Linked DNA regions of Homo sapiens: region 1 is linked to region 2. A link is a loop called in an ENCODE intact Hi-C map of the cell type or tissue named here. Cell type or tissue: mammary epithelial cell. All regions are shown on one strand. Each heading gives the region's core, and the rest is flanking DNA. Links, peaks and the distances in the headings are about the cores only.

Evidence for each region. A loop is a pair of places that touch in the nucleus more often than their neighbours do. Peaks named below come from ENCODE experiments on the same cell type or tissue, not always from the same donor. Only the 100,000 strongest peaks of a DNase experiment are listed, where the experiment ranks them.
Region 1: it touches region 2 in a loop (16-fold over the local background); 92 of 110 quality-filtered maps call a loop at or near these places.

What each region holds. Positions count from the first base shown.
Region 1 is chr14:103,101,895-103,109,894 of GRCh38, reverse strand. EXOC3L4 (exocyst complex component 3 like 4) reads right to left here. Exons shown (of 12, transcript NM_001077594.2): 3 at 7,123-7,777; 4 at 5,843-5,954; 5 at 5,506-5,628; 6 at 5,057-5,157; 7 at 4,823-4,903; 8 at 2,996-3,110; 9 at 2,352-2,471; 10 at 2,112-2,264; 11 at 1,378-1,499. Among named protein-coding and RNA genes, the nearest start is that of EXOC3L4, 11 kb to the right of the region's middle. RefSeq lists enhancers at 1-200, 988-1,067, 4,587-5,337 and silencers at 758-817, 4,553-4,712. In mammary epithelial cell, for the core only: CTCF peaks have their summits at 3,962 (motif pointing right) and 4,775 (motif pointing left); a DNase peak (open chromatin) is centred at 4,784; H3K4me3 peaks cover 538 bases; H3K27me3 peaks cover 2,800 bases.
Region 2 is chr14:103,179,117-103,189,482 of GRCh38, reverse strand. LINC00605 (long intergenic non-protein coding RNA 605) reads left to right here and starts at 455. Exons shown (of 3, transcript NR_033938.1): 1 at 455-891; 2 at 1,036-1,106; 3 at 1,213-2,262. It also overlaps the pseudogene GCSHP2. RefSeq lists a silencer at 337-386. In mammary epithelial cell, for the core only: a CTCF peak has its summit at 3,907; a DNase peak (open chromatin) is centred at 3,592; H3K27ac peaks cover 281 bases.

The DNA.
Region 1 (8,000 bases), core at 1-8,000, 79 kb after region 2:
CTGAGGCCAGGAAGAGCTGTGCTGGGGGAGGGGGCAGGGCGTGGGCCTGGGGGACACCATAGCTGGGCTTGAAGGGGCACAGGAGAGGGGTGTGCAGAGTGGGAAAGAGCCCACGCAAAGGCGTGGAGGGAGACCTGGGGACCGGGTGGAGAGACCCAGGCTGGAGAGAGAGGGAGACCCAGGGACAGGGTGGAGAGGGAGGGAGGGAGGGAGACATGGGGGCAGGGTGGAGAGGGAGGGAGGAGGGAGACATGGGGGCAGGGTGGAGAGGGAGGGAGGAGGGAGACATGGGGGCAGGGTGGAGAGGGAGGGAGGAGGGAGACATGGGGGCAGGGTGGAGAGGGAGGGAGGGAGGGAGACATGGGGACAGGGTGGAGAGGGAGGGAGGAGGGAGACATGGGGGCAGGGTGGAGAGGGAGGGAGGAGGGAGACATGGGGGCAGGGTGGAGAGGGAGGGAGGAGGGAGACATGGGGGCAGGGTGGAGAGGGAGGGAGGAGGGAGACATGGGGGCAGGGTGGAGAGGGAGGGAGGAGGGAGACATGGGGGCAGGGTGGAGAGGGAGGGAGGAGGGAGACATGGGGGCAGGGTGGAGAGGGAGGGAGGGAGGGAGACATGGGGACAGGGTGGAGAGGGAGGGAGGGAGGGAGACACGGGGACAGGGTGGAGAGGGAGGGAGGGAGGGAGACATGGGGACAGGGTGGCGAGGGAGAGAGGGAGACCGGGGGACAGGTGGTGGAGAGGGAGGGAGGGGGTGATGCAGCTGCGGGTGACGGGGCCAACGGGGTTGGGGAGTAGTTGGAGGGGAACTCCCAGGGTGATGTAAGGGCCACTCTCTCTGAGCCACAGCCTGGAAGACAGGCCTGCTGGGGATGGGGAATCCTTCCCCACCCCATGGCAGGGTGGCCTGGGGAAGGGGATGAACCAGGGGCTTTCTGTGAGCTCCACATCCCAGAATCTCCAAAAGAATGGACTTGGAGAGATTCGAGCTGGGATTTCCAAAGGCTTGGATGACTCACCGACCCCCCAGCACAACCCGGGATCAAAACCTCCTTCCTCCTGACCAGGTCTCAGAATCCCCTGGCTTTCAGAGAGGGCTTTCTCCCCAGGGGTGGGGGGTCCGCCTCCCCCTCAGATTCCAGGACTGGAGGCGTGCCCACCCCTGGTGGGGCTGATGGAGGATGGCCAAGAGCAGATTAGGAGAAGGGGCTCTCTCCATTCCCCCTCCAGCCTTGAGGGTCTGAGGGTCCAAGGCCTACCTCCTGCCTCTGGTCTTCAGGCCCCTGGGCAGTCAGGTCTGGGCTGGGGTTGCTCCAATACCAGCCCCCTTGGCCCTGAAGCTCTGGTAGGAAGCTAGTGGAAGCAGGTGGGGTACACACCTGATGTCGGGGTAGCTCCGGATAAGAGTCTCCAGGTGCCGCTGGATGTCATCTTTGTAGGTCTCGCCCAGGATCTCAGCCACGCACTGGATGGCTTGGTCCAACCATGTGGCCTCGGAACCCTGCGAGACAGAGCCACCGCCTGCCCCAACAGCCCTCTCCCCACCGCTGCTCCAACTCCTGCAAGAGCGCGAGGTCAGTGCGAGGTCAGCCCTCCCGCAGCGTCAGCCCTCCTGTAGTCACTCTGGCTCGGTGCCGGGACTGCCTCCCCCAAAACAGAACGGGAGCGTGCCTGGGCACCGAGGGCTCATGGGCTGGCTACACAGCCTTCATCTCCCCTCCGATCCCATCCTGCTTGGACAGGAAAACCGAGGCCAGCCTGAAAGCACTGCTAGGGGGCAGACGAGGGGTGTGCAGGGGCGCTGGTGCCTCCACTCTGAGGGCTCTGGCCTGAGGTGGGGGACACCTCCCAAAGGCCCTGACCGTGAGATGGGGCTGTGACCCTCGCCCCTTCCCCGCACCCCTGCAAACTGTATGCAAATGTATGCAAAGTGCCGCCCTCCCACCTGGTTCCCTCCACCCCCCAGCCCCACAGGCGCCCCAGTCCCTGTTCCACCTGATCCAGAGTGGGGAGAACCACTCCTGCCAAAAGCCCTCCCGGCGCTAAGGCCCTAGTCACTGCCACCACTCCCCACACAGAGGCGAGCACCGAAGGGCAGTCATGCCGCCCCTACCAGGCCCTGGAAGGTGTCGCTGATGGCCTGGGCATCCAGGCTCATCTTCTGGGAGCCATGCATGCGCTCCATGCCCCGGAACCGCTCCCGTGGCCTCAGCGCCCGCGCCAGGTACTCGCGGACCACGAACCGGTGCACCTCCTGCAGAGTCTCCTGGGCGGCCCAGGGTCAGGGTCAGGGTCAGGGTCAACAGCCCCAATCCTGGGCACAGCCCTGCCAGGGCCCTCCCCCTTGTGGTACCTGTGCCCGCGGCCGGGCCACACGCTGGAGATGACCGGCGAAGGTCACCACCTTGTCCATGAGGGGATGCAGCCAGTCCTGCGTCAGCCAGTCCCTGGTGCACACAACCCTGAAGAGCGGCTGGGGACAGAGGGGCTGGGAGTCTGCAAATGTGCACTACGCCCGCAACGTAACCCCTCCCTCGAAGCCCAGTGTGCCACTCCTGACCCCTTCCCTCCTGGGTTTGGGGTGCCATTCCCTCTCCTAGCCACAGGTTATGTCACGAGCCCTTTCCCAGAATGCCTCTCCCAGGCCCCAAGCTCTAGGGGCAGGGTTTGAGTCTGTGCAGTCAGATCTGCTCAGGGCATGCCCTGGAGAAGCCTTGAGGGACTGGGTGAGGACCCTGGGCCTGGATCCGTGGACCCACCATCCCAGGCTTCGGGGGTGACCACTAAGAGCTGGAGACTGAAGTGAGAAGGCAGGCGTCTCCCAGCCGCCCCTGCTCAGCTGGGACCTCACCTGGGTCCCCTGCCCACTACCCTACACACACACCCATGAGCTCACCCTGGAATAAATGAATGCTGTGACCTGGGCCCCCAGGCTCTAGGAAATAGGGGGTGCCTGCTGGGCATGGGAAGTAGGGAGAGAGGGCCTATCACAGTCACCTGCAACTCACGCTGCAAGCCCTGAAGCAAGTGCTTCTGGAAGCTGCAGGTGGCCGTCACCAGGGGCTTCTCCAGCTCCTCTTGGGTTCCTGGGAACCTGGAGAGAAGACTGGTCCTGGGGAGGGGCCAGGACCAGCGATGAGGTGGGCAAGGGAGACCAGGCTGGGGAATAGAGCCGGGCACACAGCTCCACTCACTTAGACTACAATGTGAAGGGCAGCCCGTGGGGCTCCCCATTGTAGCTGTCTGCGAGCAGAGTCAAGTGGGGGACAGCACAGAAGCCCAGGGAGCCAGTCACAAAGGGGTGGGTCAGGGGTGGCTGACCCGTTCCCCTCTGGCAGCTCTGGGACAGACCTTCCATCCCTCTTGGTGATAAACAGTGCGGCATAGCCATGCCTGGAACATACCCTACCCTGAGCCTTATAACTGCCCCCTGAAGGTGACCATGTCCCTATTTCACTGTTGAGGAAACTGAGGGCCAGGCTATACGCAGTCCCCGCAGCCAGGGACACAGTAGAGCAGGCTGGAGTTCCATCAAGGGTTTGGCCAGAGGCTGCCTACCAAGGGGCAGAGAACGCTCCCTGGAGCTGAAACCCCAGGGTCCCAGCACCAAGGACAAGCCTGGCACAGATTAAGGACGAGAGTGTTGGAGAAGCAGTGCCTGATGGTCATGCTTTGGATTTAGGCAGGCCTAGTTCAAGTCCCAGCTCCACCACTTCCTGGCTACGTGGCCACGGGCAAGTGGCACCTCCTTTCCAGGCCTGTGCTCTGCACCTGTGCGTGGGTATACTGCGCTTGGGATGAGACGTGTCAGGCAGGGAAGGCACCCACAAAGTGCCTGGCACTGAGAAGTGCTCACAAAGAGCCAATGGGAACTGAGTCCCCTGAGGCACAGAGGTCCCACACCACCCCAGGGAGCAGGTGCTCTGATCCTATTTGACAGGTGGCAAAAGAGCCACAGAGGGGAGGTGGCTTGTCCCGGAGCACACAGCCAGCAGGTGGCACAGCTGTTCTTTGAAGTCAGACAAATGAGAAGTACTTCGGGACACTAAAATTTACACACTTTTAAAAAAGGATAAACCCAGATGGGGAGGCTCAGTCTGTGCCTCTGGCGCTGCCGCATCTGCTGAGGCCTGGCCTGGAGCTGAGGGCACGGAAGGCCAACAGCTACTGCCAGCCCACAGGGAGGGCGTCTGCCTTCTGGGGACACAGAGACCCAGACCTCACCCCAGCAAAGCCCAGGGTGCAGGCTGAGGGAGGCTTCCCAGAGAAGGAGGTGTCCCAAGATGGAAGAAATGCTGCCTGGGATGAAGGGAGGGAAAAATGGAGCCCAGGGCAGCAGGCAGGGAGCTGGAACCCCTCGGCCTCTGCTCAGCCTTGAAGAGCCATCCACACTCCCCCAGGGCCCCTGCTCGGATGGACACACACACACAAGACACACGCATCTAGGCTCTGACACACACACACCACTCAGCTCCACCCCTACACGCACATGCATAAACACCTCTTAGCTCCAACACACACACACACACACACACACAGCCCTCAGCTCTGCCAAACACGCACACACACAGCCTCAGCTCTCCACGCATGCACACACAGGCACACACCCTCAGCTCCATCACACACGCACACACACCCCCCAACTCTGCTACACACACACGCACACACACCCCTCAGATCCACCAACACACAGACACAAACACACACACACACTCCTCACCTCTGCCCCCTCCACGCGCGCGCACTCCCCTCCATCCAGGTTCCCGGCGCTCGCGCGCCCCCTGCTGGCCACGCTGCGCCCGCACAGGAGCGGGCGAGCCCTACCTGAGCTCCTCGCAGGCGTTGATGTAGGCGCCCAGGTGCGGCTCGCTCACCGCCTCCGACGCCAGAAAAGCCTTTTCAAACCTGGGGCGGGATACACAGAGCCTTTGGGGACCCTCCCTAGCTGCGCGATGACCCTGGGTCCACCCTCCCAATCAGGTCCCTACGCAGACTCCTCCCTCCCACCTGCAGAGCGCACCCGGCCAGGTCGCTCCCCTACTGAGGATGCGTCCGCACCTGGGCACGAAGAGGCCGAGCGCCCGCGTGCAGATTCGCAGGGTGGTGGCCTCCAGCTCCGCGGAGATGGCGCCGGCCGCCTTCACGTGCTCGGCCACGAGCTGCGAGCGAAGCCCCGCACTGAGCGTGCCTCCCAGCCCCCGACCTGAGGCCGCGGGTCCCCTGGTAGCCCCCGCTGCGCCTCCAGCCCGCCCCGCTGTGCCTGTCAGTCTTGGCCCCTCCAGCTTTCAGCCGCCCAACTGGAGAGTCAACTCCCGCAAACTCCCATCCAGCAGCCTCCCTGCCCGTCGGCGCGCCGGGGGTCCCCGATTTCCCCCCGCGTGGGGCCTCAGGCTCCCATCTAACGGAAGGGTTGGTTGGGACTGGATAGGAATTCGTTCTGGAAATCGCCACCGTGTGCGTGAGGCTTGAACAGACGCCCCTTCTCAGCCCCTGCTCCCGGGCCGCACCATATGGACGTCCATGGACAGCGGCGCCTGGTAGAGGCCCTGCAGCACCTCGGGGACCTCGGCGGCCGCCCAGTGACTCTGCTCCAGCTGCAAGATGCTGTCGAAGCAGCTTGCGATCTTGGCCTGGGGGGAGAAGGGATGGGCCGTGGTGAGACCCTCCCAGACCCCGTCCCGCGCCGTCCGGGATGAGGGCCGCCCTGTCGGGTCACAAGCCCGCGCCGGGGGCCACAGGGTGAACCAGAGCCAGCTCTGGCCGCCGATAGCCTGGGCGCCGCACATCCCCCCAGGGCCCGCCCCCTCCAGCCTGGCCCGCCCAGCCTGACCCGCCCGGCCTGACCTCCAGGAAGCTGGTGTAGTCGCTCTCCAGTCGGGCCCACACGTCCGGCGCCAGGAGCGGAGGCAGCGGCTCGGCGGGCAGCGCCAGCCCCGGGGCGCCCAGGAAGTCAGGACTGGAAGACAGGGCAGGGGGCTGGGGGCGGGAGCGGCTCTGATGCGGCAGCCGCTGCCCCTCTTCTGGCCAGGCTCAAAGTCTAACGCCAATCCCGAACCTGGGCATCTGTACACACACACACACACACACACACACACACACGCGCGCGCGCCTCTAGGCTGCCATGCCACACCCCCTCCCGGGAAGCCTCTGACAGCTGGGTTCCTGCCTTCCTGCAGAACGCTGAAGGACGGCTACCCAGATGGCACTCCGCCCTCTCCTCAAACACAGCTCAGGAATCGGCCACCCTCCAACCCGCAGCACGGAGGCCCACAGCAGGGCGGACACGGGTCTGACCCCACACAATTTAAGGAGCAATTTAAGGAGTGCGGGACTTCAGGCAACCTCCCCCACCTCCGTGGGCGCTCCTGCCGGTGGGGCTGGGAACCGCTCCGCGGGGAAGGCAATCCATCCTCATCCCAGGCAGAGAGCGGGAGGTGGCCGCTCCCCGCAGGCTGTACCCTGAACCCAGATGCCCGTCTGGCCTAACGGGGTGCCCTTTTCTTTTTTCTTTTCTTTCTTTCTTTCTTTTTTTTTTTTTTTTTGAGACAGAGTCTTGCTCTGTCGCCCATGCTGGAGTGCAATAGCGCGACCTCGGCTCACTGCAACCTCCGCCTCCCGGGTTCAAGCGATTCTCCTACCTCAGCCTCCGGAATAGCTGAGATTACAGGTGCGTGCCACCATGCCCGGCTAATTTTTGTAGAGACGGGGTTTCACCGTGTTGGCCAGGCTGATTTCGAACTCCTGACCTCAGGTGATCGGCCGCCTCAGCCTCCCAAAATGCTGGGATTACAGGCGTGAGCCATGGCGCCTGGCCAAGATGTGCCCTTTTCTGATGCGCCCAAAGGCACCTGGTGGAACCAGCACAGGCCCTGCTCCCATGGGAACCTCCCCGCGGAAACTTTTCAAATTCTGGAACTGTGTATGGGTGACCCCTAGAAAACCTGGGGCGGGAGCGCCCCACGGCCTAACCCGCCGAGGAAAGCATGTCGAAGCCCTCGGCTCTCAGCCCTCTCCCAGGGAGGGAACAGAGAAGAAAGGTCCGGTGCTCCTCAAAGCCGGCTCCCCAAGGCCTGCGGAGGAAGCGGCAGCTGTCCTCGCCACTGGGCGCCCTGGCCGAGACTCACCTGCCGTAGACGTTGGCGGCCCAGTCCAGCAGGATATAGAGCTGCTCGCAGCCGCGGGCGTCGCGCGCGAGCTCCTGGAGGCGCTGGGCCACGGCGCTGTGGAAGGCACGCAGATAGACCTCCCACGCTGGGAAGCCGGCCGCCGCATACGCGGGCTGCACCTCCTGCCGCACCTTCTGCAGGTCGCGGCGAACCAAGCCACCCAGCTCGGCCAGAAGCTGGGCCAAACCCGACGCGCCCTCCGCCTCCCCGAAGGCCCACCCCGCGCCCGGCCGCCGCACGCGCTCCTGAGCGCTTCGCCGCACCGCCTCCTCCCAGTGCTGGCGCCAGCGGCGCGGCGTGCGCAGGAAGTCGCCGTCGTCGGGGGGAGAAGGGTGGGCTTCCTCCTCCGCGCTCACCACGCGGGCCAGCTCGGCCAGCGCGGCCGCGTCCACACCGTCGCTGTCCAGCGTCTCGCGCACGATGGCGCCGATCTCGGCTGCCAGCCCGTCGTAAAGCAGGCACACGTCCATAGCGCGCCGCGCGAAGGCCGTAGGGTCCTGCTCAAAGGTGCGCGAGGCCTTCTCGGCCACCAGCAGCGTCTCCAGGCGCAGAAGCTGTTCGAAGGCCGCCAGCAGTTGCCGTTCAGTAATGAGGTCGGCCACGGATTTGCCTTCTGCACAGGCGGGCGAGAAGGGCGGTGAGAGGGACCGCCCCAAGACCCGAACCTGGACGAAGACCTGCAGGCCACGGCTCAATCCATCGGGGCTGGATTGTCTGTCCTCTGCCAGATGCCCCAGCACAGCTGAAGGCCTGCTCCAGGAACAACAGGCCCCAGCTGCCAGGAGCCCTCCCTTAGAGTCACCTTTGAAGAGGCAGAACCTGGGGCCCCAAGCCTG
Region 2 (10,366 bases), core at 774-8,773:
TTCTCCCCCTCGCCCCTCATTCCCCGGGACTGTCCTTCTTAACAGCGCCCTTCACCCCGCCCGGCCCGCGAGGTAGTCCTCAGCAGGGGACAAGGTCCGGACGTGGCGCCCCCAGAAGGAGCGCGGAGAGCCCCTGGGACCCAGTCCCGCCAGGTACGCATCAGGGGCGGAGCTGGACTCGGGGGGCGGGGCTGGGGAGAGGGTGGCCCCTGCACACTAGTCCCCTCCCCTCGACCCCGCAGCCCCGCGGCGCGTTTCCTGAGGCGCCCCCGCCACGTCCCGCGAGTCTCTGCCAAGTTCCCGCGCGGGTGCGCCCCGGTCGCGCCCTCCCTGCGCCCGCCCAGGCCTGGGGAGCTCTGTGGGTGGAAGCCGGCGCCCCCTGGGGGCACCCGGGCGTGGCGAGGGCCTCGGCGGTCGGGAGGCCTCTGCGGGGCAGCGGTCGGGAGCGAGGCCACGGGGCGCCAGGTACAGCCGGCGGGACGTCCAGTGCCAGCGCAGGAGCCGGGCGAGGCCGTGGCCTCCAGGGTTCCTGGGCGGAGGACAAGGCGCGCAGCCGCGTTGGCGCGAGTTTTAAATCGGTGCCTTCTCAGCTTTGCAAGTTCTTATCAATTGCTGCATGCCAGAGGAAGTTTTTAAAAAATGGCCCCCAGCTCTATTGCGGTGTAATTGATGGATAGAAATTGTATTTATTTAAGGTGAACAGCTGGATGATGTGATGGAGGCACGCAGGGTGGAGGGGTTACCACAGTCTAGGTACTCTACACATCCAGAGCCTCCCACAGTTGACAAATGGATTTTCCTAATCAGTTTCGTCGTGTTTTGTACTTAAGTTGAGGATTCCACACCGTGTGGTACTTTCAGAAGAGATGTAGTGGTGAATCAATCGCAACGGTAAGGGGAGCAGACCTGGACATCTGATACTTGATCAGCAATTCACCTTGCCTGAAAATGTTTTGACTTTGTTTCATGTTCCAAGTGCCGAAATGATCGCACGCCTCGTTAGAAGTTGAACGTTACTCTTTTCTTCAAATGCAGGTTGTGATGTTTTCCTAATTAGGTATTGAGAATTACCATTGGTATTTGGAATTAGATTGCGGAGCATTTAGGTAAATTCCTTGAGTTTTTCCACAGTATTTCATCTCAATTACAGTACAGATTTCAATATAGACACATTGTATTTCATGCTTTTTTTCTTTTTTTTTTTTCCCCCAGGAACCGTTCTCGCTATGTTGCCCAGGCTGGTCTTGAACTCCTCAGCTGAAATGAGCCTCCCACCTCGGCCTCCCAAAGTGCTGGGATTACAGGCGTCCCCTCTGCCCCAGTACTGTTTCCTCTCCCCAGCCCAGCCCCCACAGCTGCCTGCCCTGGCCTCACTCCCTGGCCTCCCCCATCCCAGCCTCTGGGTCCCTGAGTCAGTCCCTGGGGCTGTCTGCCTTCTAGGGGAGCCTCTGGTGTGGACCAGAAAGTAACCTAATCCCTTCCAGGCCCACCCTGGAAACAAAGGGATTTGTCCACTAGCCTGGTGGTGAGAACCATGTGGCCTCCTGTCTCTGGCAGAGAGGACTCCAGGATCAAGGGCAGGTAAAAGGAGGAGCCTCCTGGGGAGCTTCAGAAGGAGGGTCCCAAGTCCCTCCTGCCCCACTTCTGTGCCTGGGTCACTCACACCCCTGCCTGACTCTAGCCCCCCTTCTCCAGGGGTCTCCACAACATGTGAATCATGCCCAGCGTCTTCCATTACACCCTTGATAAAGTCCTCTCCTCACCAGGACCTCTGTCATTTTACCTCATGGTTTTGAAATAATTTTTGGTCTTCTTAGCAGTTTAAAAATATTGTTTTGTTTTTTTTCCTGAGTTTGGAGCATTCCTGTTACTAATTACATTTTTTTTTTAGACAGGTGTACACTACTACACCCAGCTAATTTGTTTTGTTTTGTTTTGTTTTGGTAGAGATAGGATCTTGCTATGGTACCCAGGCTGGTCTTCAACTCCTGGGCTCAAGCAATCCTCCTGCATTGGCCTCCCAAAGTGCTGGAATTACAGGCATGAGGCAGCACGCCCAGCCCTAATTACTTCTATTACGCCAAATTCCTTGTGTGGAATTCCTGTGCTTTGCACACAAATTGCCAGGTTGGCCCCAAAGGGGAAAAAAGTGGATCCCATTTTCCCATCTTCTATGCCTACGTGGCTGACAAATCTCCCGAATCCCACAGGAGCTGTCGCTGATCTTTGTCCTCTATTCGCTGAAATAAAGTTCACCATGGATTTCTGCTTCTTTTATTCATTGTCAGTCCACACATAGGGACAAATTCCTGTGCTCTCATTAGAAAGCCATTTGCTAAGTGAGAACTCCGGGGAGGCCAGGCCTGAAGGAGAGCTTGCTGTCAGTCATTTCGATCAGGGACGGGGCAGAGTCCATTGTCACAGGTGGAGCTGCCCAGCCATTCCCCGCCCCTAGGAAGTCTGGGCTGACTGGGGGAGGGAGTGCTTAGAAGGGGACCCCTGGGGGTTGAGGTGTCTTTGCTGCGTATTTCCCTGTTATCAGTGTCGAAGTTAAATACAGAGATGAATCCTCAAAATTAAAATGTTTTATTTGGGGAAAGAAGTGTAATTTGTGGATATCTGTAGCGTGAGTGGTCTTTAGGATGTCCAAAGAATGAAGAAAGGCTGGAGGTTTTATAAAGAGGAGAAATATTACTACTGCTCTTTAAGAAAGCTCATTGGCACTGGTGAGTTTGGGGAGCTGGCAAGCTCCGACTGATGAGTGAGGGCAGAGGGTAAAACGAGTCGTGTCAGCAGGTTGTTTAGTAGGCATTAGGTAAACTGGTTTCAGGTGGCAGCAGTTTCAGCAGCCGGTCTTACAGAGAATGACATTCTTGGAGAAATTCTATGTGCCCTGAGTGCTCCTTCCCGCTGGCCTCTTGACCCTTGGTTGGGTGGGACAAGAATGACCCAATTTGTGTGATTAGCTTTACATTTTTCTCTTTTGATCAAGATATTTCTCTGAAAGCATCGCTAACCAGCCGTTCTGCAGCCAGGCTTATCTGTCCCTGGGGCTGTAATGGGCTTGTGCCAGCTGTCTCTGTCCCACATTGGAGGGAACATGGCGGGGTCTAAGTCAGCAACCTGGGCCACATTTGTGTAATAACGAGGCCAGAAGGAAAAAATGTCTCAAAGCAGTTACTTTTTTTCTTTCTTTCTTTCTTTCCTTTTTGAGATGTAGTTTTGCTCTTGTAGTCCAGGCTGGAGTGCAGTGGCACTATCTTGGCTCACTGCAACCTCTGCCTCCTGGTTTCATGCGATTCTTCTGCCTCAGCCTCCTGAATAGCTGGAATTACAGGCATGCGCCACCACCCCCAGCTGATTTTTTTCCTCTCTCTCTCTCTCTCTCTTTTTTTTTTTTTTTTGTAGAGACAGGGTTTCACCATGTCGGCCAGGCTGGTCTTGAACTCCTGACTTCAGGTGATCTGCCCGCCTCAGCCTCCCAAAGTGCTGGGGTTGCAGGCGTGAACCACTGCACCTGGCCTCAAAGCAGTTTCATCTGGAGTCCAGTATTACATTTTATTTCATCTGCTTTGTAGGCATTAGTCATTATCTGGAGGTGTTGAGCAAGTATTATCCTGTTAGGAGAGTTGGCTTCGTTGAGATTAGACAGGCACTAAGAACAACATTTAAAAATTATAATGAAAAAATTGGCAACAATATAATAAACTTAGTTCGTAGAAGTGGTTTTGAACTAACAGCCCCAGCCTAAGGGCAACAAATTAAACAAAAGGCCATGGAGGAGACTGGGCCAGGCCTGTGATAGCCACTGAGAAGTATTTCATACAGGATCGAATTAATCACTACTTTGTGAACGCCAGGTTTATAAAAGGGACCACCAGTACAATTTGAACAAAAAACTGTGTTAGGGAAAATGCCAAATTTGCCCACTAGGTGGACTAAAAGGATTTCTTTTTTTTTTTTTTTTAGGTCAGGTTTTCTCAAGTTACCTATAGCAGTTACTTATTGTGAAATTTTAATTATAGCATTATCCTGCCAAATGAAGAATGGCATTGAGAGGGTGAGAGTCTCATTATTATATGGAGCCTTATAACAACGTCTTCGGAAAACCTGCTTTTTTAGGTTTCTTTTTCAATTTTTGTTTTTAAATAGTGAGGTCTCATCATGTTGCCCAGGCTGAAGTTTAACTCCTCTCGCCTCGGCCTTCCAAGTAGCTGGGACTACAGGCACCATGGCTGCTGGAACAGCTGTTTTTAGCAGGGAAAACGTCAACTGCTCCTCTTGGTTTGTGGTTTGATTGTCTCTGATTACGGCATCGTGCAATTTGGTGAACTTTTGGTGTGGTTCATATATCAGGCATAAGACTTGTTTTTTACTTTATTAATTTTGTTTTTTATTTTTATATTTTAAATTATTTCATACTAGTTTATTTAGGGGTTATTTTCACTCCTCAATAGATTTTTCCGTATTTTTTATAAGCTTCTTCACTCATAAGTTCATCTAGTTCTTTTTTTTTTTTTTTTTTTTTTTTTTTTGAGACAGTTTTGCTCTTGTTGCCCAGGCTGGAGTGCAGTGGCATGATCTTGGCTCACTGCAACCTCTGCCTCCTGGGTTCAAGTGATTCTCTTGCCTCAGCCTCCTGAGTAGCTGGGATTACAGGCAACTGCCACCACGCCCAGCTAAATTTTGTATTTTAGTGGAGATGGGGTTTCGCCACGTTGGCCAGGCTGGTCTCAAACTCCTAACCTCAGATTATCCACCTGCCTCAGCCTCTCAAAGTGCTGGGATTACAGGTGTGAGCCACTGCGCCCGGCCAAGTTCACCTAGTTCTGAAGAGTTACTCAGTGTCATCTTGATCGGCCAAACATTTTTATAACAAGATTTGTCAATAAGTTCTGTATTTTCTGCAAGAGCTTCATTAATTTCAGTTACTTCTCCTGATAAAGGAGAATGGAGTTCATGAACAGCTTTCACACTTTCCAAAGCACCAAATTCATCTTGTTTGTTCAATTTTGTCCCAGCTTCAGGCAGACTACAGTAAAAACATCTCCCAATACTTCCTGTGCAAAATGCCTGATTCCCACGGTTCCCATACCATTTCTTGTTGTTCTCCAACCACGTTTCCCCGAGAATTCATGCACCGAGAGCAGGGCGGGTTCCACGCACAAACCGTGCCCATCCCCAGCCACCAAGGCCTCAGCCGGTGAGGCATGGCAGGTGCCAAGGCCCCGCTCAAGCTGCAGCCCACAGCCCACCCACACTGCGCCACTCAGTGCCATGTTCGTAGGGAGGGGTGCAGAGGGTCTCCACGCTGCACTTTGGTCACTGTTTGTTTTTGTTTTTGTTTTTCTAGGGACAGGGTCTTGCTCTGTTGCCCAGGATGGAGGTGCAGTGGTGCAATCCTAATTTACTGCAGGCTTGAAGTAGCTGGGACTATAGGCGTGTGCCACCACACCCAGCTAACTTATTTTTTGTAGAGACAGAGATCTCGCTATGTTGCCCAGGCTGGAGTGCAGTGACATGATCATAGCTCACTGCAGCCTAACTCCTGGGCTCAAGTGATTCTCCCACCTCAGCCTCCCAAGCAGCTGAGACTACAGGTATTAATATATGCCATAGCACCTGGCTAATTCGTTTTATTTTATTATTTGCAGAGAAGGGGTCTCACTTTGTTGCCCAGGCTGGTCTCAAACTCCTGGCTTCAAGTGATGCTTCAAGGGATCCTCCCACCTTGGACTTTGTTTTGTAATATCAGTTTAGTTTTAGCTTAGTGGGCTTCAGGAACAGAGCAGTTTTCATTTTGCTAATTTTATGGAAGAAAGTTGGATTGGAGGAACCTAGAATAATTTAGGATTTAGTCTAAAGTAGATAAGAACTAAAAAAACAGTGCATAGAGTTACAATCTAATAACAGGTGTATTATAGCTTTTTTTTTAAGGACTATAACTCTTCTTTTTACTTTGATCATATAGGAATTTCAGATGAAAAATCTCTTGAGGCTAGAAAGTCAAACTAAATAAGACTTTAGATTTTACTCATAGTCCTAAGGTTCTTGGGCCTGCCAGAAAATGACAGTTTTTATTAACTTACTGTAAGTCTGAGGACCCTCGAAGTCAGATATTTTATGTATATTTTAAAATATGCCATTTTAGTCAGTCTTGGTAATGTAACCGGTGTTTTTCATTGTATTTTGTTATAAACAGAGCAGATTTTATTGGACTTATATAAATAACCGTATTGTCATAAGTATACTCACGTATAGTTTTCACATTTTGGAGGAATCAAGTGAGGAGAAAAAACAAATTTTTTATCTTTGTTTAAAAAAATGTATTTTATCAAATTGTAGTAAATTATAGATAGCTTAAAAGAGAAGATTTTCTTAAATCTGGAAGACAAAACATTTGAGTAAAGAGCCAATAACATTTTAAATAAAAATTATAAAAATATTTTTATCATTTATTATTTATCATTTTTATCATTTATTCTTTAATTTTATGTCATTAACTTTTGTTCTGCTTGATTTTTATTAGTTTTATGAATCTATTAATTTTTATAAGAGTTTTAGAAATTTTTATTTAGTCCATCGATCTTAAAGTTATTAGAGATCCGTATTTAAGAGTACTTGTTGGAGTCTTTTCTATGAATCTGACTGTGAACGTTTTTAGAGAAGAGTTTAAAATAATAACAGTGAATGACAAAAACTTAGCATAGCCATGTGTGTTAGGTCGTTCTTGCATTGCTGTATAGAAATATATAGCAGAGACTGGGTAATTTATAAGAAAAGAGGTTCGATTGGTTCACAGTTCTGCAGGCGATACAGGAAGCATGGTACTGACATCAGCTCAGCTTCTAGTGAGGGCCTCAGGAAGCTGACAATCATGGTGGAAGGTGAAGGAGACGCAGGCATCTCACGTGGCCAGAGCAGGAGCGAGAGGGTGCGGGGGCTGCCACACTGAACGACCAGATCTCAGAAGAATTCACTCACTATTGTGAGGCAGCACCAAGCCATGACAGACCTGCCCCCATGACCCAAACACCTCCACGGGTCCTCCCTCCAACACCGGGGATTACAATTCAACATGAGATATGGCCAGAACATATATTCAAACCACATCACCAGGGTTAAAAATCTGATGAAAGTTTCCAATTGAAAAGGATACTTAATTATTTCTACTACATATAGATAGCACTTTAAGATAACAACCGATAACAACCAGAATTATGAATTATGACTGACAGCATATTAGATTTTTATAAAGTTATATATTTTTTGAAATATTTATATTAACATACTCATCTATGTAGCTAAAAGATCTAATATGAATTATTATTTGACATTTAAAAAATGTAATTTGCCAAATCAGCCTAATCATTTAGTATCTCTATAAGATGAGAGAGAGATTTTTTGAGGCTTTTCAGGGCCCCATCTAAAAAATTTCAAAGTTAATTTTAGGCAAAAGAGACTTGAATTTAGGATTGATTTTCAGGAAGTTTGTCAAAGACGTTAAAAGGCTCAAAACACTTGATCAAAACAGAGTTGCATTGTAAAATCATATTTATTTAACCAGAGTGATAATTAAAAGACTTTGAAAGCAATGCAGAAAGTTATATAGATATAAAAACCTTAACCCTTTTAAAGCTTAGGTTTTTGTAAGTAATTACAAGCCTAATAAAGACAACATAGAAAATTATCTTGATAAAACATAAAATTTTTGTGGTTTTAGACCAGCTACCAAAAGGTAAAGAAAAACCTTTTGTAGTATGATTGTTTTTCTTTATAGGAGCTAATTTAGATAACTTGGAAGTCAAACCTGATGAAAAAGGGACTTGGATTTAATCAAACACAAAAAGAATGTGTCCAAGGTTATTAGCGTAACAATTTAGATACCTTAAGAAAAGCCAACAGTACAAAATTAAATTATACTAGAAGAAAACATTGCTTTTTTAGGCCTTTCAGATAAACATTTTAGTGACAGTCTGTAAAAGCAGAGTTAGAACCAGAGAAAAAAGTTACAGGAGGCTGGGCACAGTGAATCACACCTGTAATCCCAGCACTTTGGGAGGCCAAGGTGGGAGGATCATTTGAGACCAGGAGTTTGAGATCAGCTTGGGCAACATAACAAGACCTGTCTCTTGAAAAAAAAAGTTACAGGAGTTGACCTAAAAAAACTGAAGGGAAGAGTTAGCATTCCAGGCCTTTCCAGGGAAGAAACAGCTGAAGTCAATGAAAATAAATCGTATGAAGCAAGATACAGTAAAAGTTGAACCATTGAGATATACATCTGAGAAATTTTTCCTTTTTTTTTTCTTTTTTTTTTTTTTGAGACAGAGTCTCGCCCTGTTGCCCAGGCTGGAGTGCAGTGGCACGATCTCGGCTCACTGCAAGCTCTGCCTTCTGGGTTCACGCCATTCTCCTGCCACAGCCTCCTGAGTAGCTGGGACTACAGGTGTGTGCCACCACGCCCGGCTAATTTTTTGTATTTTTAGTAGAGACAGGGTCTCACTGTGTTAGCCAGGATGGTCTCAATCTCCTGACCTTGTGATCCTTCCGCCTCGGCCTCCCAGAGTGCTGGGATTACAGGAGTGAGCCACCGCGCCTGGCCAGTCAAACACTTTTTCATACTCTTATGAGCCATTCAGAAGTCTACTTTTTTGACATTCCCATTTAAATTTTTAAGAAGCCAGTTTTTCTACTGGGTCTCTGCCTTGGTATGATTGATTTGTAGGAGTGCTTTGTGTTTTCTGGACACTAGTATTTTTCAGATACACGTATTACGGTATCTCCTGGAATTGTGCAACCTCTCTTTTTACTTTATTGCTGGTGTTAAATGAATGGAGAGGATGCCATTGGTTTGGAGTGAGCTTCTGCACTAGGACCAACAGACCAAGCTGAAATGCAGCTACTCATGCGGGGAGTTTCATACCACCAAGCAGAAACTAAGTTGTTTATCTGACCCTCTTTCAGGAGATAGAGAGAGAGAGAGCCCCCAAATCCCCAAATAGGCCAGTTTTAGCCGGTGTGATAAGGGAAGTCCGCTGTGCTTTAACCATGACAAGGAAAGTAAGTTTGAGATGACCAATCTGCTTTTTGGTCTCTGTCTCTGCTTTCTTCCACCTTTCCTGCCTACAAAGCCAACCTCTCCTGCTCAGCTCATCCAAATGCTCCTTTTATTTCCTAAGAATGAGGGGTTGCCTAAGTCTGGAATTGCAGATAAAAACCTATTCAATCTTAACTGAATTTGTTGTATTTTGTCATTTGACATTAGTGACTTTGAGGAACACAGGTTTTCATTTTAACTGTATTCTTTCTTTCTTTCTTTCTTTCTTTCTTTCTTTCTTTCTTTCTTTCTTTCTTTCTTAAGACAGGGCCTCACTCTGCCACCCATGCTGAGTTCAATGGCACAATCTCCACTCACTGCAGCCTCAACCTCTTGGGCTCAAACGATCCACCAACCTCAGCCTCCCAAGTAGCTGGGACTGCAAGTGCACACCACCATGCCTGGCTAATTTTTGTATTTTTTGTAGAGACAGAGTTTCACCATATTGCCCAGGCTGGTCTTGAACTCGTGGGCTCAAGTGATCAGCCCACCTCAGCCTCTGAAAGTGTTACAGGCATGAGCCACCGTGCCTGGCCCATTTTAACAGTATTCTACTTACCTTTCCCTGCTTCGTGGGGGAGAAAAAAGGTGCAGCCCTGTCCCCAGAAGCTGGTGGCAACCCAGCTGGGCTGAGTTACTCTCCTGTAGGACAGGAGCCACCTCAGAGACCACCAATATCAGACGAGGTGTCTCTGAGACGGTGACAGAATGAGACAAGACAAGGCCACTCTTAACTTTGTCCGAACACAGACAAAAGCAAGGTCAGTGTGCCCCCCTCAAATTCCCAGCCAGCCCCTCTGTTGGCAAAAATGAGTGGCAGCAGCTGCTTTATGGGTTCTCCATTCTTCTCTGCCCACCGCAGAGGAGCTTTGTCGAGATGCCTGATCACAGAACCACCCTGAGTTCTGACAGCATCCACATTACAGAGAACCTCTGCTTCTTTGCACCCTCCCCCAAGCCCCCAGCTCTGGCTCAGTGTGGGCACAAGTTCTTTCTAACCCCTCTGAGCGTGTGTCTGGCGCTTCCCGTGGTGGCTGCTCTTCCTCTCTGCAATGCATAATGAGCTCAAACTGCTCAGCTACAAGTGGGTCCAGTGGCCTTTAGCTGGAGTGTGTTGACAGTAAGAAGCATGTGTGTGTGTTAAGAAATGTTTACATCAAAGTCAAGCAGGCATGCTGCCGGAAGGACAACCAACAGTCTGAGGGTGCCTAGAACTGAGGGTGCTCTCAGACCTCAGGATTTCCACTTCAAAGCCGGCAAGATCCCAGG